Regions from separate parts of the Homo sapiens genome. Here region 1 is linked to region 2. Evidence: chromatin loops called from intact Hi-C (ENCODE). Cell type or tissue: HepG2. All regions are shown on one strand. Links, peaks and the distances in the headings refer to the core of each region. The heading gives the core; the rest is flanking DNA.

The links. A loop is a pair of places that touch in the nucleus more often than their neighbours do. Peaks named below come from ENCODE experiments on the same cell type or tissue, not always from the same donor. Only the 100,000 strongest peaks of a DNase experiment are listed, where the experiment ranks them.
Region 1: it touches region 2 in a loop (14-fold over the local background); 2 of 110 quality-filtered maps call a loop at or near these places.

Annotation. Positions count from the first base shown.
Region 1 is chr9:92,181,884-92,197,949 of GRCh38, reverse strand. It overlaps the pseudogene PRSS47P. Among named protein-coding and RNA genes, the nearest start is that of LINC00475, 48 kb to the right of the region's middle. RefSeq lists enhancers at 8,486-9,229, 10,275-10,474. In HepG2, for the core only: a CTCF peak has its summit at 8,379; a DNase peak (open chromatin) is centred at 8,379; H3K4me3 peaks cover 780 bases; H3K27me3 peaks cover 348 bases.
Region 2 is chr9:92,451,045-92,459,044 of GRCh38, reverse strand. The region is part of intron 5 of CENPP (centromere protein P); the gene reads right to left. ASPN (asporin) reads left to right here. Exons shown (of 8, transcript NM_017680.6): 8 at 1,560-2,840. The coding sequence ends at 1,757. Among named protein-coding and RNA genes, the nearest start is that of ASPN, 27 kb to the left of the region's middle. In HepG2, for the core only: a CTCF peak has its summit at 3,594 (motif pointing right); no DNase peak of the experiment used is centred there.

The DNA of each region.
Region 1 (16,066 bases), core at 4,927-12,926, 270 kb after region 2:
GTTGAGAGATTATGATTCATTTTTCAGATTGTCAATTGAGTTTCTAAGCCCCAGAATTTCTGCTAGATTCTCACTCTATTGCCCAGGCTGGCGTGCAATGGTGCAATCTCAGCTCACTTCAACCTCTGCCTCCCAGGTTCAGGTGATTCCCCTGTCTCAGCATTCTGAGTAGCTGGGACTACAGGCATGCACCACCACACCCAGCTAATTTTTTGTATTTTTAGTAGAGATAGGGTTTCTACTAAACCCCATGTTGGCCAGGCTGGTGTGGAACTCCTGACCTCAAGTAATCCACCCACCTTAGCCTCCCAAAGTGATGGGATTACAGGCGTGCACCACTGTGCCTGGCCTCTGCTTGATTTTTAAATGTTAATTCTTCATTAAATTAATCTGATAGAATTCTGAATTCCTACTCTGTGTTATCTTGAAGTTGTTGGGCTTCCTCAAGATGGGTATTTTGAATTCTCTGTCTGAGAGATCATATCTTTAATCACTCCAGAATTGGTCACTGGTGCCTTATTTAGTCCATTTGGTGAGATCATGTTTTCCTGGATGCTCTTGATTCTTGTGGATGTTCAATGATATCTGAGCATTCAAGAGTTAGGTATTTATTTCAGTCTTTGTAGTCTGGACTTGTTTGTATCCATCCTTTTTGAGAAGGCTTTCAGTAATTGAAATGGGATTGAGTGTTGTTACATAAGCCTGTGGTCATTGTTAGCTGTTTTAGCACTGTGAGTGCCCTAAGTCCAGGAATGCTGCAACTCTTGTAGACTCATAGACATGTGACCTTGGTGGCTTTGGGAAAGATAAGAGAGAATTTCCTGGGTTACCAGGCAAAATTCGTCACTCTCTTCCCTCTCTTTCCCCTAATCAGGAGTCTCTCACTACACTGAGCTACCTGGAGTTGAAGGAGGGGTGATGTAGGCACTCCCATGGCCACCATAGCTGGCTCCATGTTGAATGGCACTTGAAGCCCACAGCTTTCCAGAACAGCACAGTACTGAGGCTCATCCAAAGCCCATGGCCACTACAACCTGGCTGCCACTGATGTTTATTCAAGATGAAGGCTACTTTAGTCAGCTGGTGGTTAAGCCAGCTGGGACTCAGTTTCCTCCCGCTGGTATGAGGGATTCCTCTCTGACCTAGGGCTGGTCCAAATACTCCCTCCTTGGGCACCAGCAGAATTTTGCCCTGTGTTATGGGCCACTGTGACAGGGCAGCACTGATTTCCAATGCAAAGTCCTACACTCACTTCACTTTCCTTCCCCCAAGAACATAGATTCTCTCTTTGTATTGCACTGCCTGGGGTTAGGAAAAGGATGCTGTAGGCAATGTGAAACTGTCCTTCCTACCCTCTTCCAGGCCTCTGTCATTATTATGTTAAAACCAGGTACTGTAATTACTCATCTGATTTTTTCATTCTTATGAAGGTACTTTCTTGAGTGGATCATTGTTCATTTTGATGTTCCTGTAGGGGGACCATCACTGGAAGGTTCTATTTGGCCATCTTGCTCCACCTCCTCTCTTCTATTGATTTCATTAATGTCCTAAAAAATCAATTTTCTCTCTTTTTCTGTGTTATATATCATTGGCTTCTGCTTTTATGTTTATTGTCTCCCTACCCCCTTACTTTAGAGCTGACAGCTTTTTAGAAACTTTTAGTAGTTTAAAGGTCAGTGTTCCATTGCCCTCTGTCTTCCATTGTTTATGATAAGAAGTTTGTTTCATTCTTTTTTTTTTTTTTTTTTTTTTTTTCTGAGACGGAGTCTGTCTCTGTTGCCCAAGCTGTAGTGCAATGGTGCAATCTTGGCTCACTGCAACCTCAGCCTCCCGGATTCAAGCGATTCTCCTGCCTCAGCCTCCTGAGTAGCTGGGACTATAGGTCCCAGCCAATTTCTGTGTGTGTGTGTGTGTGTGTGTGTGTGTGTGCGCATGTGTGTATGTGTGTGTGTGTGTATGTGTGTATGTGTGTATGTGTTTTAGTAGAGATGGGGTTTCACCATGTTGGCCAGGCTCGTCTGAAACTCCTGACCTCAGGTGATCTGCCTGCCTTGGCCTCCCAAAGTGCTGGGATTACAGGCGTGAGCCACCATGCCCAGCCCTTATTCTTATTTTTTATTCCCTGTAAATTTTCCTTTTTTTTCCTAGTTCCTTTTGTCTCTTTATAGCTGGTTAAGTAATTTTTTTTTTTTTATTTTGCATTGTAGAGATGGGGTCTCACCACCTGCCCACGCTGGTCTTCAACTCCTGGCCTCAAGTGATCCTCCTGCCTTGGCCTTCCAAAGTGCTGAGACTATAGGCATAAGCCACAGATCCCAGCCTAAGTAATTTGATTATGATGTGCATGGTGTAGTTTTCTTTGCATTTCTTGCGATTTTTGGATATGTATGTTCATGGATTTCATTATTTGGGGATGTTTTGCCTTAATTTCTTCAAATATTTTTGTATGCCCCTGCCTCCTTTGGAGTTTTCAATTAAATTTATATTAAGCCCCTTTAAATTGTCCCATGCACATCACTGATTCTCTGTTTTCTACTCTTTTCTTCCCTCTGTGTCATTTCTCATTTTAGGTAATTTCTAATCCTGTGTCTTCAAGCTCACTAATCTTTTATTCTGCCATTTATTGCCCATAATAAATATTAATTTCAGGCCATGCATTTTTTATTTCTAAACATTCAACTTATTTCTGACTAAGGACTTGTATCCAGAATATATAAAGAACTTCTATCACTCAATAATAAAAAACAACCCAATTAAAAAAGGTAAATGTCTTTAATAGATACTTCAGAAAAGGAGATAGAGAAATAGGCCAAAAAAACCATGTGAAAACGTGCTCAACATCATTAGTCATCAGGAAAATGCAAATTAAAACCACAATCAAATACTACTATACTATCATTCAAATGGCTAAAATTTCAGAGACTGATACTACAGCGTGTTGGACAGAATTCAGAGCATACAAAAACTCTGCTGGTGGGAATGCAAAGGGATAAAATCTTTTTCCAAAACAGGTTGGCAAGTTCTTTTTTTTTTAAATAGAGACAGAGTCTCACTTTGTCACCCAGGCTAGAGTGCAGTAGTGCAATCATAGCTCACTATAACCTCAAACTCTTGGGCTCAAGTGATCGCCCTGCCTCAGCGTCCTAAGTAGCTAGGACTAGAGGTATGCACCATCATGCCCAGCTAATTAAAACTATTTATTTATTTATTTATTTTTTGTAGAGACAGGGTCTCACTATGTTGCCCAGGCTGGTTTCAAACTCCTGGCCTCAAGCAATCCTCTCAACTTGCCTTCCCAAAAGTACTGGGATTACTGGTGTGAGCCACCATGCCCAGCTGGCAATTTCTTATAAATCAAATATATATTTACCAAACAGCCTAGAAATTGCACTCCTAGGTTGTTACCGGGAAAAAAAATGAAAGCATATGTCCATATAAAAGCTTATGTAGGAATGCCCCTAGCAGCTTTATTTATAACAATAAAAAATTTAAAGCTATCCAAATGTCTGTGAAAAGGTTAATAAATTGAGTTATATCTTTACAATGTACTACTTCTCAGAGGGAAAAAAGAATAATTATTATTGCTCATCAACATGGATGAATCTCCAAAACATTATGCTGAGAGAAGCCAGATCCCTAAATATACCTGTGTTACTATTCAACTTGTATGAAAAAGACATCTAGGCCGGGCATGGTGGCTCATGACTGTAATCCCAGCACTTTGGGAGGCCGAGGCAGGTGGATTACGAGGTCAGGAGTTCAAGACCAGCTTGGCCAAGATGGTGAGACCCTGTCTCTACTAAAAATACAAAAATTAGCTGGGCACAGTGGCAGGCGCCTGTAATCTCAGCTACTTGGGAGGCCGAGGCAGGAGAATCGCTTGAACCCGGGTGGCAGAGGTTGCAGTGAGCTGAGATCGCACCACTGCACTCCAGCCAGGGCGACAGAGTGAGATTCCATCCCAAAAAAAAAAAAAAAAAAAGACATCTAAAGCAGATCAATGCTTGTCTGGGACCATATTTCTTTTTTTTTCTTTCCTTCCTTTCTTTTTCTTTTTTTTCCCAGTGGGTGGTGAGGTTGAAGTGGGCCATGATGGACTGGAGAAAGCACAGGGAACCTTCTCAAGTGGTAGAAATATGACATACCTGGATTGTAGTGATGGTTACATTGGCACATACTTATGTCAAATCTCATTAAACTCTAAAATATAATAAGTGGATTTCATAGTATATAAAGTATGCTTTAATAAAGTTGATTTAAAAATCTATTCTGCTGTCAGTCATGTTACACATAGGGGTTAGGGACTTCTAGCCAGAACATATAGGAGAGAGCCTTTCACCCTTATAGGTGGTATAGCTAGCCCTGTTCACTCTTTGGCTTTCAGGGAACACTGGGGAGTAGCTCCAGCCAGTTACTGTCAGTTGCCAGAGAGATACTAGAAGCCAGCCTCTGAAAGACCGAAAAAAAGCAAACAACAACAACAAAAAAACCCTTAGGTCTCTCACCTGAATGGGCAGTGGTGGTTAGATGCTTCCACACAGACACCTTTCAGTCTCACCAGCGTGTCACTCCGACCAGAGACCTGCAATTGCCTCTGTGCTTAGACTTTGTCCGCTAAGGGTCCTGAGTTGGGAAATGAAAAGAGAGAGGGGAGAGAGTTTCCCAATAGGAGAGAGAGTCCCCGTATGGGCCACCCAAGTGTCACCGGGGAGCAACGACTATCTGGGCTGGTGGCGTGGAGGTAAAAGAAACTACCAAGACAGCTGTAGGTAGAGAAAGGCAGATGTATTAAAGAAAGTAGGAAAATACATTGTGATAAGGCAATGGGCAGCCTGCAAGAGAGAAGCTAACTGCCAGGAAACAAATGCTTGCTGAGGATTTTATAGAATGGAACTTGGGAACTAACTTGCAAACTTGCACTCTTCTGTCAGCCAGGATGTTTGATAAATTGAGGCATTTGATGCTAAGCAGAAATTTGAGAGTTATGTATGTTGTTTGTTCAGGAGGTCTGTATGTCCTGGGCAATAAGGAAAAACAGACCTATAATTCTTCTGCTTTCTCTTTTTGTTTATATGTCCTGAACCGTGAAGAAAAGCATATTTACAGCTTATCTGCTTTATCTCTTTGCTTTGATTTGGTCCCACCAGCCTGACTCCTTTTCCCTAATTAAGACTCCACATTTGGGAGGCCAAGATAAGAGGATCGCTTGAGCCCAGGAGTTGGAGACCAGCCTGGGTAACATGGTAAAACCCATCTCTACAAAAATACGCACACACACAAAATTAGCTGGGCATGGTGGCATGCACTTGTAGAATCTCAGCTACTTGGGAGGCTGAGGCAGGAGGATTGCCTGAGCCTGGAAGGTTGAGGCTGCAGTGAGCGGTGATCACATTTCTGGACTCCAGCCTGGGCGACGAAATGAGACCCTGTCTCAAAAACAACAAAAGCCACAACAACCCACAAAAAACAGAGAGTGTGAGGAGAAGGGACTCCTAGGTACGCATATGCAAGCCCAGATCTACAGAGAGACAAGGAACTGGCCCAGTGTATTAGTCAGTTTTCACTCTGCTATAAAGTCGCCACACGAGACTGAGTAATTTATAAAGGAAAGAGGTTTAATTGACTCAGTTCTGCATGGCTGGGGAGGCCTTAGGAAACTTACTATCATGGCGGAAGGGGAAGCAGGCACATCTTACATGGCAACAGGCCTGGGGGACACCACTCCCACAATCCAATCACCTCTCACCAGGCCCTCCCTCAACACATGGGGACTATGGGGATTACAATTTGAGATGGAATTAAATTATCCAGTCTCAGCCAAACCATATCACCCAGTGAACAGTGAGCGGGGTGGGGACAGAGGGCCAGGGGGAAAGAGCCGCTGAGCTGCAGCCAGAGTGATGCAGCAGGAAATGGTGCTGAGGTGAGGCTGGGGGCCAGGCCAGAGCAGCTGGGTGTGCACTGTGCGTTTCACAGATGCCTGGAGGGAAAAGGCGGGGCCTGGGGGAATGTGGAGCAACAATGACTCTCATCCACTGCTGGGGGAATGCAAAATGATACAGCATCTGGAAGAAAGTTTGGCAGTTTCTTACAAAGCTAAGTATACGCCTACCATGGAACCCGAAAGCACTCATAGATATTTACCCAACTGATTTGAAAAGTATGTCCACATAAAACCTGCATGCAACATTCACTGCTTTGTTCCTAGTCATTAAAAACGGGAAGCAGCCAAAATGATCAACAGGGGAATGGACAAACTGTGGTATATCCATAAAACAGAATTCAATTTAGTGATAAAAGGAACAAGCTATTGATCATGCAGTAACATGAATGAATCTTCTTTTTGAGATGGAGTCTTGCTCTGTTGCCCATGCTGGAGTGCAATGGTGCGATCTCAGCTCACTGCAACCTCTTCCTCCCGGGTTCAGTTGATTCTCCTGCCTCAGCCTCCTGAGTAGCTGGGATGACAGGCATGTGCCACCAAGCCCAGCTAATTTTTGTATTTTTAGTCGAGACGGGGTTTCCCTGTGTTGGTCAGGCTGGTCTTGAACTCCTGACCTCAGGTGATACACCCACCTCGACCTCCCAAAGTGCTGGGATTACAGGCGTGAGCCACTGCACCCAGCCACATGGATGAATTTTAGATGCATTTTGCTAAGTGAAAGAAGCCAGACGCAAAAGGCACACGTGATATGATTCCATTCATAGAACATTTTGGACAATGCTGAACCATAGGGATGGAGAACAGATCCGTGGTTGCCAGGAGCTGATGGAGTGGGGAGAGGTTGGCTCCAAAGGGGATGCATGGGAGACCTTGCGGATGTAGGAACTGCTCCTTTTGTTGCTGGAGTGGTGGATGGGAGACTCTACACATTGGCTCAGATCCATGGAACTGCACAGCCCTGAGACTGAACTTTCGTGTGTGCAAACTAAAAAAATCAACCAGGATGGAAATAAAAACTCATCAAACGTATACATGGGATACTTACATTTCATTGTATGTAGATTTTACCCTAATAATGTAGAAACTGAGGTGCCCTGAAGATCTCACTACTTACTTGGCAGACAATCTTAAAAGGGCCTCAGTTGCATTGTCAGGGTTTGCTACAAAATTAAACAGCATTAGCACAAAACAAACACAACATTCTTTTGTCTCTTTTCTAGGCAGCAGGCTTTATTTTGTGTGCTTTGGGCTTATTCTGTCAGGAGAAGGGTGCCTAGTGTCAAATCCTGCAAGGCCTGAGATGGGGGCCTCTCAGGTGACCTTAGGCCTCCCAGGTGACCTCAGATCTCTCAGGTGAGGTCTATCCTCCCAGGTGACCTCTGCCCTGCCAGGTGAGGTTCTAGCGCAGTGACTTTGACTCTTGCAGGACATGGGCTACTGCCAGGGTGTGAGCCAGGTCGCTGTTGTCCTGCTGATGTTCCCCAAGGAGAAAGAGGCCTTCTTGGCACTAGCTCAGCTGCTGACCAGCAAAAACCTGCCAGACACTGTAGATGGACAGCTGCCTATGGGGCCTCACAGCCGGGCCAGGTGATGGCTACACTGGCCCAGTGACGGCAACCTACAGCCATAGCGCCTTCTGTCCCTGCCTCATTCGGTGGGCTAGGCAGCGCACCATAGGTCCTCCCAGACACCTGGCTCTGTAGTGGAAAGAAGGATTGACAGGCTCCCCGCAGCTTTCACCCTCTCCTTTGTTCTGGAACCTGCCGCTGCCTAAGGAATTCTTTGGCAAAAGACTGCTTCCTGGGTCTCAGGGGTCGGACATGGGGAGGGTCAGGGCGGGGTCAGGGGCTGTCTTGGGAGGGGGTTAGGGACGGGTTCAGCGCCTGTCTGGGGCTGGGGTCAGGGCGAGGTCAGGACCTGTTTCCCAGGAGTCAGGGCCAGGAGTCACCGCCTGTTTCGGGGGTCAGGGTCAGCTCCAGTTCCCCTTCCTTCTGTCCTCGTGTCAGGCGATGATGGGTGTGGGGTCAACGCGGACCAGAGCCCAGCCGGGGCCCCTGCTCTGGTCTCTGCTGCCGCTGCTGCTCCTGAGCCCAGAGGCCGCCCCTGCCCCACAGTCCCGCGCCGCCAGCCCCTCGCAGGCTCCGGGGGAGGCCAGAGAGAGCTTGGGGGCGCAGCAGGGCCGGGAGCCCGCAGCCAGAGCCCAAGGTCCGTTTGAAGCAGAGGGTGTGGGGCCGAGCCGGCCTCGGAGGCAGAGGGCAGGGGGCAGGGGGCATTTGAGGGGGCCACTGGGCCACGGGGGCAGGGGGTCGAGGGCTCGGCAAGACCAGATGAGGTAAGGAGTGTCCGGGAGAGGCAGGCGTCTGCGGAGAGATGGGGGAACTGCAGGCTAGAGGCGGTGGGGAGAAGGCCGGGGCTCTGGGCCTGGTGCCAGGGCCGGAAGTCACCCGAATCCGTTGTCTCTCTCTCCTTCCCTCCCAGCCAGGTGGCTCCAGAGACGACATCAAGCAAGGTGGGTCAGGCTTCCCGCTCTTGGTCCCAGGACTGGGTGTGGGGCCCACGAAACTGGACGGGGTGCCAGGGCCTGGTGCCTGGTGCCGGGGCTGGGTGGAGGGAGACAGCACCGGGACTGCTGCTGGGCCCCGGGAGTGGGGTGGGCCCTGGGGTCTCATGTCCCCTTGTTGAGGCCTGGAAGCGTAGGCCAGGGATCAGGACACTGCCCCTCAGGGGTCCAGGCCCGCAGCTCCCCCTCCCAGCTGTGAGTCTCAGAACCAAGGCTGTCCACATCAGCCCCACCCCCTCTCACCTTCTAAAAATAGAAGATCAAGAATCAGAGAGAGGGAGCAAGTTTCCCCAAGTCACACAGCACAACAGACTCCTGCCTGAGAATCTCTCTCCCTGGGATACTGGAGTGAGGTGCGGGGGTGGGCACAGCCACTTGGACACCCCCGAGACCTTCAGTTCTTTGATCTGCAAAGTAGGCATGCAGGTGTTCTGATGGAGGGAAGTAAAGTCCCAGGGCTGGATTCCAGTCCACCAGTCCTTGGCAGGTCCGGATGAGCTGCTGTGGCCACCCTGGGTCAGCCTTGCCCTGCCTGCCAGACCCCTGGTCCCTCATTCCCACAGAGCCTGCTCAATTGTACTCTGTCATCTGGTCCTGCTAGTGGCCATAGAAGGCAGATGCTGGAGTAGCCCTCAGTCATTTTGGCCAGGTCACCTATTCTTTGGCCTTGGTTTTCCCATCTGTGAAGAGAGCAGAGGCCTCACTGGGGTGGCATTCATGGGCACCACTAGTGTCTCTAACAGGTGGACCGGGGTGTCTCCACAGTGTGTGGGAAGCCTAAGGTGGTGGGGAAGATCTATGGTGGCCGGGACGCAGCAGCTGGCCAGTGGCCATGGCAGGCCAGCCTGCTCTACTGGGGCTCGCACCTCTGTGGAGCTGTCCTCATCGACTCCTGCTGGCTGGTATCAACTACCCACTGCTTTCTCAAGTGAGTCCTCCCTCCCTGGGCCCCAGCAGAGGGGCTGATGGGGAGGAAGATGCAAGGGACGAGGGTTAGGGGGCTGGGGGGGTTATGTCTTTCTCCTCTGGGCTTTGCTCTGGGGAAGTCTGCTGCCACCAAACTGATGCAGTGCCTGCCGTTGACCCGTAGTCCCCTCCACCAGGACTGTCCTCCCCACTCTCCACCCACTGTCCCTCCATCTGCCCAGAACCTCCTCATCCTTCATCCTCAGCTCTGGCAGGGAGTTCCCTGGCCCCTGTGTCTGTCTGCTCAACCCAGACATGCGTGAGAGCATTGGCAGTGTCTGTGCTGGCCACCTGCAGGGCTTCTCTTCAGTGTGCACCATGCTCCTGTGAGTCAGACTCCAGGCAGGGACTGGGGACTCTGCAGGTAGCCAGCAGCCAGGCGATGCTTTTTTTCTGTAAAACTGTATGCCTGGAAGGAGCTGTGCCAGGCTGCATGTATTGGTGGGAAGAGTGGGGCCCCCTGACCCTGGAGAATGACATGGACAGTCAGGGGTGCTACTCCTCTGGCCCTCCTGAGCCTGACTCAGTGCCCAGCTTCTGAACAGTCATGGAGGGACCCAGAGGGAGAGGAAGGCATCACAGTCCAGGTATGGAGTCAGCTTGGGCACCTAGTGGCTTTGAGACTCCAACTATTGGGCACCGTGAGCATCTCCTGGGTGTCACACCACCCAAGACCCTCTATGGCACAGAGTGTGGCAAGACCCCAAGTGAAGGTGTCTCTATGGGAAGGCGAGGCACAAGCTCCAACAAGCAGGATGCAGGAGAGAAAGCCCAGAGTGAGTGAGAAGAGCTGACCCGAGGCAGGGTCATCCAGAGAGATGCTGTAGTCTTGAGGGAGGATGAGGAGCTGCAGGGGATTGCCAGAGGGGAGGCTTTGGTATGGGGAGTGTGGCGAGGGGTTTCCTGGCAGCTGACCCATGTGAACAAAGTCACAAAGGTCAGAAGTTTCATTACTTGTGTTCAGGAACAAGAAGAGCATCAGTTTCATGCACTCATCTGGGCATTGAACAAATCCTTTATGAGTGCTTACAACAGTGGGGAAGACACCCTTGGGGAGAGCAGGAAAGGTGGTTAGGCCAGGAAGCAGGTCATAGGTAGCCTTCGGAAGGATCAGGCTGGAGCCAGAATTAAGCCAGAGCTCCTCTTGTGTAAAATAAAAGGGCTGGATTTGATGACTCTGTCAAGGACTTTCCTGGCACTAGGATTCTCTGCTCCTCTGATTCAAGGGTGTGCTGGGGAAGCCATATGTCCTGAGGTTGTGAGTAGAATAGCCATTAGCCTCAAAAAAAAAAAAAGAGCTCCTGACTGTCAGAAAGGGGGATACAAAGCTGCCTAGAATCATGTCAGGGGAGAAGGACCCAGAGGTGTGTGGGCAGTTACAAGTGGATGTAAAAAGAGAGTGCTGCCCCGCACTCTCAGAGAATGGTAAAAATGGGCCCTTCCTCCTCCAGCAAATCCCAGGCCCCGAAGAACTATCAGGTTCTGTTGGGAAACATCCAACTGTATCATCAAACCCAGCACACCCAGAAGATGTCTGTGCACCGGATCATCACCCATCCAGACTTTGAGAAGCTCCACCCCTTTGGGAGTGACATTGCCATGTTGCAGCTGCACCTGCCTATGAACTTCACTTCCTACATTGTCCCTGTCTGCCTCCCATCCCGGGACATGCAGCTGCCCAGTAACGTGTCCTGTTGGATAACCGGCTGGGGAATGCTCACCGAAGACCATAAGAGGGGTGTGGGAGAGGCGGGAGGATGAGGGAGGGGAAGGAGAGGGAGGCAGAGGGGAAGAAGGAAGGATGGCTTAGCCAGGCAAAGAGGAAGCCACTGGACTTGGCCCTCTGTGCCTCATTTCCATGACCGGTAAGGTGAGGACCACCACGCTGGGGCCTTTCTACTTCTGAAAGTTTGTGATCCCATAGCTTTAGAGTTCCCTGAGTCCCAGGCTCTGAAAGTCTGGGAATCTTTAACTTTTGAGAATCCAGAATCTGGGTTCTTTGAGTCTTCATGGTTCTTCTTTTTAATGTTTTATTTATTTATTCATTTATTTATTTACTTATTTATTTTTTGAGACGGAGTCTCACTCTGTCACCTAGGCTAGAGTACAGTGGCATGATCTCGGCTCACTGCAACCTCCGCCTCCCAGGTTCAAGCAATTCTCCTGCCTTAGCCTCTCAAGTAGCTGGCATTACAGGCATGCACCACCATGCCCGGCTAATTTTGTATCTTTAGTAGAGACAGGGTTTCTCCATGTAGGTCAGGCTGGTCTTGAACTCCTGACCTCAGGTGATCTGCCTGCCTTGGCTTCCCAAAGTGCTGGGATGACAGGCGTGAGCCACTATTTTAAGGTTTTAGTCAGCCATGGGACTAAGATGACTCGATTGAACTCCAAAGACATGCTTGGGGGCTGGCCCATTCTAGGTCACCACCAAACACTTGGATCGTCCCTTGCTTGGGAAGGTGCTTGGGAAGAGTGGAGAGAAAACACATGGTGGCTCTGCAGTCTGAGGCTGCATGATCCAGTTAGAATGATTGCGACGTAGAACTCTTGACCTTCTCTGAACCTCATGTTGCTCTTATCCTAACCTGGGTCATTCATCTACTTCACAGTCTTGTTACGTGACTGAATAACAGAGGAGAGAGTTGTGTGTGTTTTCATCGTTAGATGAGTAGGAAAGAAATGTAAGCAAAGATTTATACACAAGAGTGTTTATTGAAGAAAGGAGTGTTTACAGTTTAGGGAAATGCTTATGGTATGATGTTAAGGGAAAAAGGAAGAACATATATTTAATTATGTGTAGGGTTAGCATTTCTCAACAGAGGTGCTGTACGTATTTTTGATAGAATATGTCTTCACTGAGTGGGGCTCTGCTAGCATCCATGGCCTTTGACTGCCAGATGGAGGGGATTCTCCCTGATCATCTGCTGGCTGGTCCCCAGCATTCACACATACATCTGGTTATACCTTGAGGGTAGAGGCAACATATACTTGTTTTAATATCCCAAACGGTGCTCCTGGGCTGGTACCACCGTGCTGCATGACACTGATAGACCACCATTTCTTGCCTGTAGCTTCGGAACTGGTCACCCAGCTTCCATTCTTCTGTGCCCCCACTGTAGGCTCCATGTGGGTGTCGGAGTGTTACTTTAAATATTAGTCATGTCACTTCCCGGTTCAGTATTCTACAGTAACTTCTCATTTGTGCAAAATGAAATCCAGACACATGGCCAGGCGTGGTGGCTCATGCCTGCAATTCCAGCACCCTTCCCATCCCCCACCTCCCACCGCGCCCTTCCCATCCCCCACCTCCCACCACACCCTTCACATCCCCCATCTCCCACAGCACCCTTCACATCCCCCACCTCCCACCGCACCCTTCACATCCCCCACCTCCCACCGCACCCTTCACATCCCCCACCTCCCACCGCACCCTTCACATCCCCCACCTCCCACCACACCCTTCACATCCCCCACCTCCCACCGCACCCTTCACATCCCCCATCTCCTGCTCCAGTCATGACACATCCCACCTTCCAATGCACCCTTTCCATTCTTCATATTTCACTGCAGCCATTACATACCCCATCTTTTACTGCAGCCTTCACATACCCCACCCCATCCTCTTGGGCCTCCTGGGTACTCTTTGAACATCTCAAGGCTATTTCTATCTCGGGGCCTTTAGCTGCTGTTTTTTTTTTTTCTTAGCTTGCTTGTCATTCTCATCTTTGCAGGAGTCACTTCTTTACATTTACTATTCAGTTTTTTTTCTTGGTTTTACTTAATCATGTGAGCTAAAATAGGCAACCCCCTCTATCACATCTTCCTGTTTTATTTTCTTCATATCACTTAATCTAAAATATTTTTTAATTTATTATTTCATATAATCTGTCACTTTCTACTAAAAATTATCTATATCATTAGCATGTAAAAGACAGCACCAGGATAGCTGAATAGATGAGTGAATAGATCAGTGATTGTGTTAGTGAATGGATGGATGGATGGATGGATGGATGGATGGATGGATGGATGAATGGATAAATGGATGGATAATGGATGGCTAGAATGATGGGTGACTGCATGGATGGAAGGATAAGTGGAGGGATGAGTGGATGGATGGATGGATTGATGGATGATATTTGAGTTGGTAGATGGATGTTTGGATAGATGTGTAGATAGAAGGATTGGTGAGGGGTGGACAGATGGAGTGGGTGGATGTGTCAGTGGGTGGATGTGTCAGTAGGTGGAGAGGAGGATAGGTGGGTGAGAGATGGAGGGCTCGATGGAGAGATGGCTGCAAGGATGGATGGATGGGCAAATATCTGGAAAGTGAGTGGATGAATGGGTAGGTGTGGGAAGATAGGTAGATGGAGGAATGGGTGAGTGAGTGGATGGGATGATGGGTGGAGAAGAAAGGTTAGTGATAGATGGAGGGAGAATGGATGGGATGGTTCATGAAAGAGTAAGTTGGTCAGTGAATAGTTGCTAAGTTCCAATAAATGAGTCATGTGTTGGTGGGATTTGCCTCTTGTAGAATAAGAGAGGTGTGATCTATTGCTATGAGAGAGGTAGAGGGAATAGGATGACTATGTGCAAAGGTTTGAGAAAAAGAAGAGAAGCTTATCAAGGATGGGTAGTAGAGTGAAGCAGCAGTTAAAGCTCAGCAGTTCTGAGAAAACCTATGTTTGGGGGGTTGTGGTTAGCAGTCAGACAGAGTAGGGGCTCAGAGTAGCCTGAACTTTCTTAGTTAACCTACAGGACATGTCATTGATCTCCCCCTTATCTATTCAGTGCAACTGTCACCACCCTTCTATCTCCAGGAGGGCAAGGTGGGCCTCATTGAGAACACACTCTGTAATACCTTATATGGGCAAAGAACTGGCAAAGGCGAGACCTAAGCTTTGCACGAGGAGATGCTGTGTGGGGGGGGACTTCTCGACAGGAAAGTCCATCTGCAAAGTGAGTACGGTCATTTCCTCTCTTCCTTTGCATATTCTCTTGGCCTCAGTTTCCCTTGGGACGGGTCTCTGTGTTGCCTCTGCTTTCTTTGTGGTGTCCCTTGGAATTCCTGTTTCCTCTCCTCTGAGTGTCCTCCCTGGGCTCCATCCCTCAGAAGTCTCCCCTAGACTAGCCCCTTCCCCAGCGCATCTCAGCAGGAACATCTGCTGGAAGGATCTTCAAACAGCATTTTTTAATATATTTTAAACTTTTTATTAAAGCATAATATATATACACAAGAGTACATAATTAATAAGTATATAGTTTGGTGAACTTTCCCACACTGATACAACATGTTACCAGCACCCGAGAAGCACCCATGTGCCTCCTTCTTATCACTAACGCCCAAGGGTAACAAACACCTTCACTTTTAACACCGTAGATTCTGAAATTCCTGTAAGTGGAATTTACAGTCAGCACTCTCTTGTGTCCTAACAGTGTATTTCTGAGATTTGTCCATACTATTACACGTTGTTATGGTGTGTTCTTCTCACTGCTCGACAGCGCGCTATTGTGTGAGTTGAATTCTACATTGGATAAGTATTTGAGTAGGTTCCAAGTTGGAGGTATTATAAGTAGCTGTGCTATGTACATGTTTGTATTTGTCTTTGGGACACAGATGAATATATTTTATTGCATAGAATCCTATGAGTAGAATTGCTAGATAAAAAGATGTGTCTGTGTGTTCAGCTTTGGCAGAGGATAGCAAACCGCCTTCCCTCTAGCAGAGGATGAGAGCTTCTTTTCTCACCAACTTTTATTCCTTTCCATCTTTTCTGATTTTGGCCATTTTGGTGAGTGTGTAGTTTTTGGCTTAAAATTTTTTGTATGTTTATTATTATTGGATATCTTTATGAAGTTTCCCTTCAAGTTCTTTTTCTCCTCTCATTTTTCTGTTGGGTTGTCTGTCTTTTTCTTCTAGGAGCTCTTTATGTATTCCGGACATAAGTTCACAGTAAGATACATGGTGTGAAAATCCTTTTCAACCTTCTGTAATGTTCCATCTTATAGGTGGGGAAATTGAGGCCCAGAGAGGAAAAGTGGCTAGCCTAAGTGAGGCAGTACAACCTGGGCCCAGGTGTTGCGACTCCAAGGCCAACCCTGCCTCCACAACCTCTCCCACAGGTGGTAGCCTCTTAAGCTGACATCTGTGGGCCGAGCTTTTGCATAGACACCACTGTAGGGCAGAGAGGAAAGTGCTGGGACCCTGGAATGAGAGACATTGCTCCACCACATGTGCCTGCCCTGTGACCTGGGATGTTCTCTTCACCTCCTGAGCCTGGGTCCTCATCAGCTGCGTGAGGATTCCAAGGCCTCCTCCATGAGGTGGTTGGAAGGATGGCGTCCACTTGGAACCTCAGAGTGTGACCTTATTCGGAAGTAGGATCTTTACAGATGTAATTAGTTAAGAATCTCAAGATGAACCCATCCTAGATTTAGGGTGGGCCCTAAATTCAATGACTGGTGTCCTTAAAAGAGGGGGAGAGGCCATAGAGACACACATGGAGAAGATGGCCATGTGCAGAAAGACATGGAGAGGAGAGGGATGCCGCCACAAGCCAAGGAATGCCTGTGCCGCCAGAAGCTGGAACAGCCAA
Region 2 (8,000 bases), core at 1-8,000:
AGGGGCCACAGATTCCTTGGAGAATCTAATAAAGATTTAGATCTTCCCAAGAACAAAAGTTTTCATCTTCCAAGGAGCTTGAGAACAAAACTGGGCAACAAGCCACTCTGCCTCTTCTCTTTTTCTTTCCGGTGTATCTTTAAACAAGTTTCGTTCACTGTACTCCTTTGAGATACAAACCATCAAAATGAATGTAATATAGGCAGGTGCTAATCTCAAGATCACAACTTTTGCTTTGACTTTTCCAAATGCTGCATTTGGATGTCTGTTTAGCCAGTGACTACAACTTGAGTCCGTCCTCTCTCAAGCTGCCCCATCCCTGATGTCATTTCTGCTTAATTTGCTCCACAACTCTGCTTCCAGCTTCTGGTCTCTCTTAAATCTACCTATACTCTTGCTAGCATTAATTAAATGAATAGAATTATAACACAAACAGAAGAACACATGTCATAAGCATATATTTCAATGAATGTCCACAAAGTAAACACACTGATGTCCAGCAGGTTTTCATTCCCAGTGAGATCAGTACTATGGTAAACTATACCTTGCACTTATATTGAGCAGCTGGGGGACTGAACACCAAACTTAAATGTTTTAGCAATGCCTAGAATTTTCATGATTGGTCTCATATCAGTCTTACTAAGACATAAAGGCAGAATCTAGAGGTAACAACAGCCAGGGAGGATATCCCACGTTGGCCAGCAAAAGACTTCTGCTCTTCAGTACACAAAAATGCTGTCAGTTAAGTAGATTGCTTTTATTTCCCAGAAATCTCACTGTTACCAAAAAAGGCCAAAGAAGAAATTAGAAGGGCTGTTAAAGGGAATGAGGGAAAGTTCCTCTATTTACCATACTTTTTGAGTAAGAATTTAATTTAAAAAGACATGTACACGGCCTGTAAAATTGTGACTTGTCCACTGGTGTACATAAGATCAAGTGATTTCAATTATTGATGCTATATTACAATTCTGCATTTAGGATGTTGATAGATCTTTCTACAAAACAACTTAGAAAAATTCTCCTTTGGTCACAGAAAATGCTAGCTAATAATTCTTCACAATCAAATTGTGAGCCTAATTCTTAGAGCATTAAATTTCATTCTTCTGATCATTTCTAATGTTTTAAATGCATTATTGTAAATATGGCACTGAAGTAACCATATATATACACATAAATATGTATATTTAAAAATATGTATGTTTATAAAAGTAAACATTACGCATGTATGTATTTATGTATATATGTATGTATGTACGTATGTATGTATCTATCTATCTATCTGGAGAGAGAGAGAGACAGCGACCCATGTGACCAGGCAGTATGCTCTGGGCCCTGGCGGGAGTCCTTCCCCAACACTTTTGTGTACAACACATGAGCTTGAGTTTTTATAATAGGTATTTAACATGCATAAGTGAGTACATCTACTTTACCTGAAAATACATTCAAGCCAATGTAAAATAAACAGATGAATAAACCCACAAACAAATGGCGACTACAGAGTATCTTCCGTTTACATTTACTGGGTATTTTTAATCCTTTCTTTTTTCCTACTACAACAGATAATCTTCCTTCATTCTAATTCAATTGCAAGAGTGGGAGTAAATGACTTCTGTCCAACAGTGCCAAAGATGAAGAAATCTTTATACAGTGCAATAAGTTTATTCAACAACCCGGTGAAATACTGGGAAATGCAACCTGCAACATTTCGTTGTGTTTTGAGCAGAATGAGCGTTCAGCTTGGGAACTTTGGAATGTAATAATTAGTAATTGGTAATGTCCATTTAATATAAGATTCAAAAATCCCTACATTTGGAATACTTGAACTCTATTAATAATGGTAGTATTATATATACAAGCAAATATCTATTCTCAAGTGGTAAGTCCACTGACTTATTTTATGACAAGAAATTTCAACGGAATTTTGCCAAACTATTGATACATAAGGGTTGAGAGAAACAAGCATCTATTGCAGTTTCTTTTTGCGTACAAATGATCTTACATAAATCTCATGCTTGACCATTCCTTTCTTCATAACAAAAAAGTAAGATATTCGGTATTTAACACTTTGTTATCAAGCATATTTTAAAAAGAACTGTACTGTAAATGGAATGCTTGACTTAGCAAAATTTGTGCTCTTTCATTTGCTGTTAGAAAAACAGAATTAACAAAGACAGTAATGTGAAGAGTGCATTACACTATTCTTATTCTTTAGTAACTTGGGTAGTACTGTAATATTTTTAATCATCTTAAAGTATGATTTGATATAATCTTATTGAAATTACCTTATCATGTCTTAGAGCCCGTCTTTATGTTTAAAACTAATTTCTTAAAATAAAGCCTTCAGTAAATGTTCATTACCAACTTGATAAATGCTACTCATAAGAGCTGGTTTGGGGCTATAGCATATGCTTTTTTTTTTTTAATTATTACCTGATTTAAAAATCTCTGTAAAAACGTGTAGTGTTTCATAAAATCTGTAACTCGCATTTTAATGATCCGCTATTATAAGCTTTTAATAGCATGAAAATTGTTAGGCTATATAACATTGCCACTTCAACTCTAAGGAATATTTTTGAGATATCCCTTTGGAAGACCTTGCTTGGAAGAGCCTGGACACTAACAATTCTACACCAAATTGTCTCTTCAAATACGTATGGACTGGATAACTCTGAGAAACACATCTAGTATAACTGAATAAGCAGAGCATCAAATTAAACAGACAGAAACCGAAAGCTCTATATAAATGCTCAGAGTTCTTTATGTATTTCTTATTGGCATTCAACATATGTAAAATCAGAAAACAGGGAAATTTTCATTAAAAATATTGGTTTGAAATAAAATATTTGTGCTTTGATGTTATTTTTCTTCACCCACCCAGCAATATAAACTATTCTTCAGAAAACTCTAATCTATATATAACATGTTTAGAGCAGTATTAATGTCAATTATTATTACTTTTTGTTTTGTTTTGAGATGGAATCTCGCCCTGTAGCCCAGGCTGGATGGAGTGCAGTGGCCTGATCTTGGCTCACTGCAACCTCCGCCTCCTGGGTTCAAGCGATTCTCCTGCTCCAGCCTCCCAAATAGCTGGGATTACAGGCACATGCCACCATGCCCAGCTAATTTTTTGTATCTTTAGTAGAGACGGGGTTTCACCATGTTGGCCAGGCTAGTCTCGAACTCCTGACCTCGTGATCTGCCCGCCTCTGCCTCCCAAAGTGCTGGGATTACAGGCGTGAGCCACTGAGCCTGGCCTAATGTAAATTCTTAATAACAATAATACATGTTATTAATACATATAATAATAACAATACACCATGTAATTCCTATGCTATGAAAGATAATCACCTTTATATTAAGCTACATCAAAAACAAGATTTTAAATAACTTGGGGGCGAGGGGGAAAGAACAACATTACAGATATACAAGAGATGGAGGTTTGGATTTCGAGGTTAAGAATGGGTAAATAAAGTCTTATTCTTCACAGTGGAGTTACTCAACTTTGGCTCCCTTGACATTTTGGGCCAGGTCATTCTTTGCGGCAGGGGCTGCCCTGTACATCTTTTAGTTGCACCCTGGTCTCTACACACTAGATGGCAGTAACACCTGCGTCCCCTGCCCTCCACAGGTTTTTGTTTGTTTTTTATTTTGTTAAGAGACAGAGTCTTGCTCTGTTGCCCAGGCTTCAGTGCAGCAGTGTGATCATAGCACACTGTAGCCACAAACTCCTAGGCTCAAGCAATCCTCCTGCTTCAGGCTTCCAAGTAGCTGGGACTACAGGTGCATACCACTGTGCTCAGCTAATTTTTTGTGGAGACAGGGTCTCACTTTGTTGCCCAGGCTGATATTGAACTCCTGGCTTCAAGTAATCCTCCAAGCCTTAGCCTCCTAAAGTGTTAGGATTACAGGCATGAGCCACTGCATCCAGCCTCCCCTCTACCTCTATAGTTTTGACAAACAACAATTTCTCCAGAAATTGACAAATGTCCCTGCAGGGAGTGGTGGAAGGTAGGGCAAAATCTCAGCAGGTTGCAAACAACGGCTTTACAGGAAAGTTAGTCAATTTCTAAAATGACATATCTGGAAACCTAGAACAAAACTGCTACTTTTTTGAGCAAAAAAAGAGGGAAGACCATGGTATGAGTAGAGGGATGATGATAGTATGATTTTAATAATAAATGTTCACCACCAGTAGTGCTAGAACCAGCAGTGTCCCGGGTTGCAGAACTTTGCCTTGGAAATCCAGTTCCATTTATAGTCTTGGGCAAGTTACCACCTCTCTGAGCCTGCTTCCTCACCTATAAAGGGTAGGGGTGACAACACTGAACAAGGTTGCTATGAAGAATAAATGATAAAAATATATATGCAATGCTTTGTAAACCATAAACATTTACAAAGAAAAATAAAAGATCATGAAGTCCTTAAAGATAAAAGAAAACAATACTATAATAATCACTCAAAAATTAAAATATTCTAAAGTTTCAATTGCTTTAATAAACAAAATAAATTTTTCTACAATGTAACAAAAAATTGTGATATCATGGCACTTATAAGAACATATGTAAAAGTAAAAAATGTTTACTGACATTGAAAAAACCCAACATCTTGAAATTCATCATTAAAATCATAAGGTAAATACTAAGGTTAGAATAAAAGACAGATTTATCTATGATCTGAATAGTGGAGCTTAAAGTAGCCAAGTTAATCTTTTTACAAAAAGAAAAGACAAAACCAAAATTTTAAAATACTGGAAATGATTCTTGAAATCCCTGCAATTAATTCACTGAGGTTTATGTTTGTATTTTCAATCTTCCAGCTGTTAGCCATTTTTGGTTTTAAGTTTGCAAAAAACAAATCACTAATAAAAATCATAAACAACCAAAACTGCATTAACATTTACTGCCAAAAACACATTTTCTGGTGAATACAAAATATTACCCACTGGAAAAATCCATTAAAGATTGAAAACAAGTGACTTACTATTTATTGGGTTTATGAAGGACTAAATTACTGAAGTGATTTTCTTTAACTATTATGAGGTATTTAGAAGTCACTAAAACAAAAACTTTTTTTTTTTCTTTTTTTTCCTGAGATGAGGTCTTTCCACAAATTGTCCAGGCTGGTCTCAAACTCTTGGGCTTAAGTGATCTTCCTGTCTCAGACTCCAGAGTAGATGGGATTACAGGCGTGAGCCACCACACCCAGCATTCCAAAAGCTTTTTTTAAAAAATTTCAATTTTCGTTTCCCTTAAGCTACCATACTATTTCTCTTTCATTCACAATTCAATCCCTTTTTGAAAGAATTGCCGCTTGGTGCAGAGCTGAGTTCAATTCCTGGGTATCCTTGTTAACTTTCCGTCTCACTGATCTGTCTAATGTTGACAGTGGGGTGTTAAAGTCTCCCATTATTATTGTGTGGGAGTCTAAGTCTCTAATAGACATCTACAGAACTCTCCACCCCAAATCAACAGAATATACTTTTTTTTCAGCACCACACCACACCTTTTCCAAAATTGACCATATAGTTGGAAGTGAAGCTCTCCTCAGCAAATGTAAAAGAACAGAAATTATAACAAACTGTCTCTCAGACCACAGTGCAATCAAATTAGAACTCAGTATTAAGAAACTCACTCAAAACCGCTCAACTACATGGAAACTGAACAACCTGCTCCTGAATGACTAATGGGTACATAACGAAATGAAGGCAGAAATAAAGATGTTCTTTGAAACCAATGAGAACAAAGACACAACATACCAGAATCCCTGGGACACATTCAAAGCAGTGTGTAGAGGGAAATTTATAGCACTAAATGCCCACAAGAGAAAGCAGGAAAGATCCAAAATTGACACCCTAACATCACAATTAAAAGAACTAGAAAAGCAAGAGCAAACACATTCAAAAGCTAGCAGAAGGCAAGAAATAACTAAAATCAGAGCAGAACTGAAGGAAATAGAGACATAAAAAACCCTTCAAAAAATTAATGAATCCAGGAGCTGGTTTTTTGAAAGGATCAACAAAATTGATAGACCCCTAGCAAGACTAATAAAGAAGAAAAGAGAGAAGATTCAAATAGACGCAATAAAAAATGATAAAGGGGATATCACCACCGATCCCACAGAAATACAAACTACCATCAGAGCATACTACAAACACCTCTATGCAAATAAACTAGAAAATCTAGAAGAAATGGATAAATTCCTCGACACATACACCCTCCCAAGACTAAACCAGGAAGAAGTTGAATCTCTGAATAGACCAATAACAGACTCTGAAATTGTGGCAATAATCAATAGCTTACCAACCAAAAAGAGTCCAGGACCAGATGGATTCACAGCCGAATTCTACCAGAGCTACAAGGAGGAACTGGTACCATTCCTTCTGAAACTATTCCAATCAACAGAAAAAGAGGGAATCCTCCCTAACTCTTTTTATGAGGCCAGCATCATCCTGATACCAAAGCCTGGCAGAGACACCACAAAAAAGGAGAATTTTAGACCAATATCCTTGATGAACTTTGATGCAAAAATCCTCAATAAAATACTGGCAAACCGAATCCAGCAGCACATCAAAAAGCTTATCTACCATGATCAAGTGGGCTTCATCCCTGGGATGCAAGGCTGGTTCAATATACACAAATCAATAAATGTAATCCAGCATATAAACACAACCAAAGACAAAAACCACATGATTATCTCAATAGATGCAGAAAAGGCCTTTGACAAAATTCAACAACCCTTCATGCTAAAAACTCTCAATAAATTAGGTATTGATGGGACGTATCTCAAAATAATAAGAGCTATCTATGACAGACCCACAGCCAATATCATACTGAATGGGCAAAAACTGGAAGCATTCCCTTTGAAAAGTGGCACAAGACAGGGATGCCCTCTCTCACCACTCCTATTCAACATAGTGTTGGAAGTTCTGGCCAGGGCAATTAGGCAGGAGAAGGAAATAAAGGGTATTCAATTAGGAAAAGAGGAAGTCAAATTGTCCCTGTTTGCAGATGACATGATTGTATATCTAGAAAACCCCATTGTCTCAGCCCAAAATCTCCTTAAGCTGATAAGCAACTTCAGCAAAGTCTCAGGATACAAAATCGATGTACAAAAATCACAAGCATTCTTATACACCAATAACAGACAAACAGAGAGCCAAATCATGAGTGAACTCCCATTCACAATTGCTTCAAAGAGATTAAAATACCTAGGAATCCAACTTACAAGGGATGTGAAGGACCTCTTCAAGGAGAACTACAAACCACTGCTCAATGAAATAAAAGAGGATACAAACAAATGGAAGAACATTCCATGCTCATGGGTAGGAAGAATCAATATCGTGAAAATGGCCATACTGCCCAAGGTAATTTATAGATTCAATGCCATCCCCATCAAGCTACCAATGACTTTCTTCACAGAATCGGAAAAAACTACTTTAAAGTTTATATGGAACCAAAAAAAGAGCCCGCATCGCCAAGTCAATCCCAAGCCAAAAGAACAAAGCTGGAGGCATCATGCTACCTGACTTCAAACTATACTACAAGGCTACAGTAACCAAAACAGCATGGTACTGGTACCAAAACAGAGATATAGATCAATGGAACAGAACAGAGCCCTCAGAAATAACGCCGCATATCTACAACTATCTGATCTTTGACAAACCTGAGAAAAACAAGCAATGGGGAAAGGATTCCCTATTTAATAAATGGTGCTGGGAAAACTGGCTAGCCATATGCAGAAAGCTGAAACTGGATCCCTTCCTTACACCTTATACCAAAATTAATTCAAGATGGATTAAAGACTTAAACGTTAGACCTAAAACCATAAAAACCCTAGAAGAAAACCTAGGCATTACCATTCAGGACATAGGCATGGGCAAGGACTTCATGTCTAAAACACCAAAAGCAATGGCAACAAAAGACAAAATTGACAAATGGGATCTAATTAAACTAAAGAGCTTCTGCACAGCAAAAGAAACTACCATCAGAGTGAACAGGCAA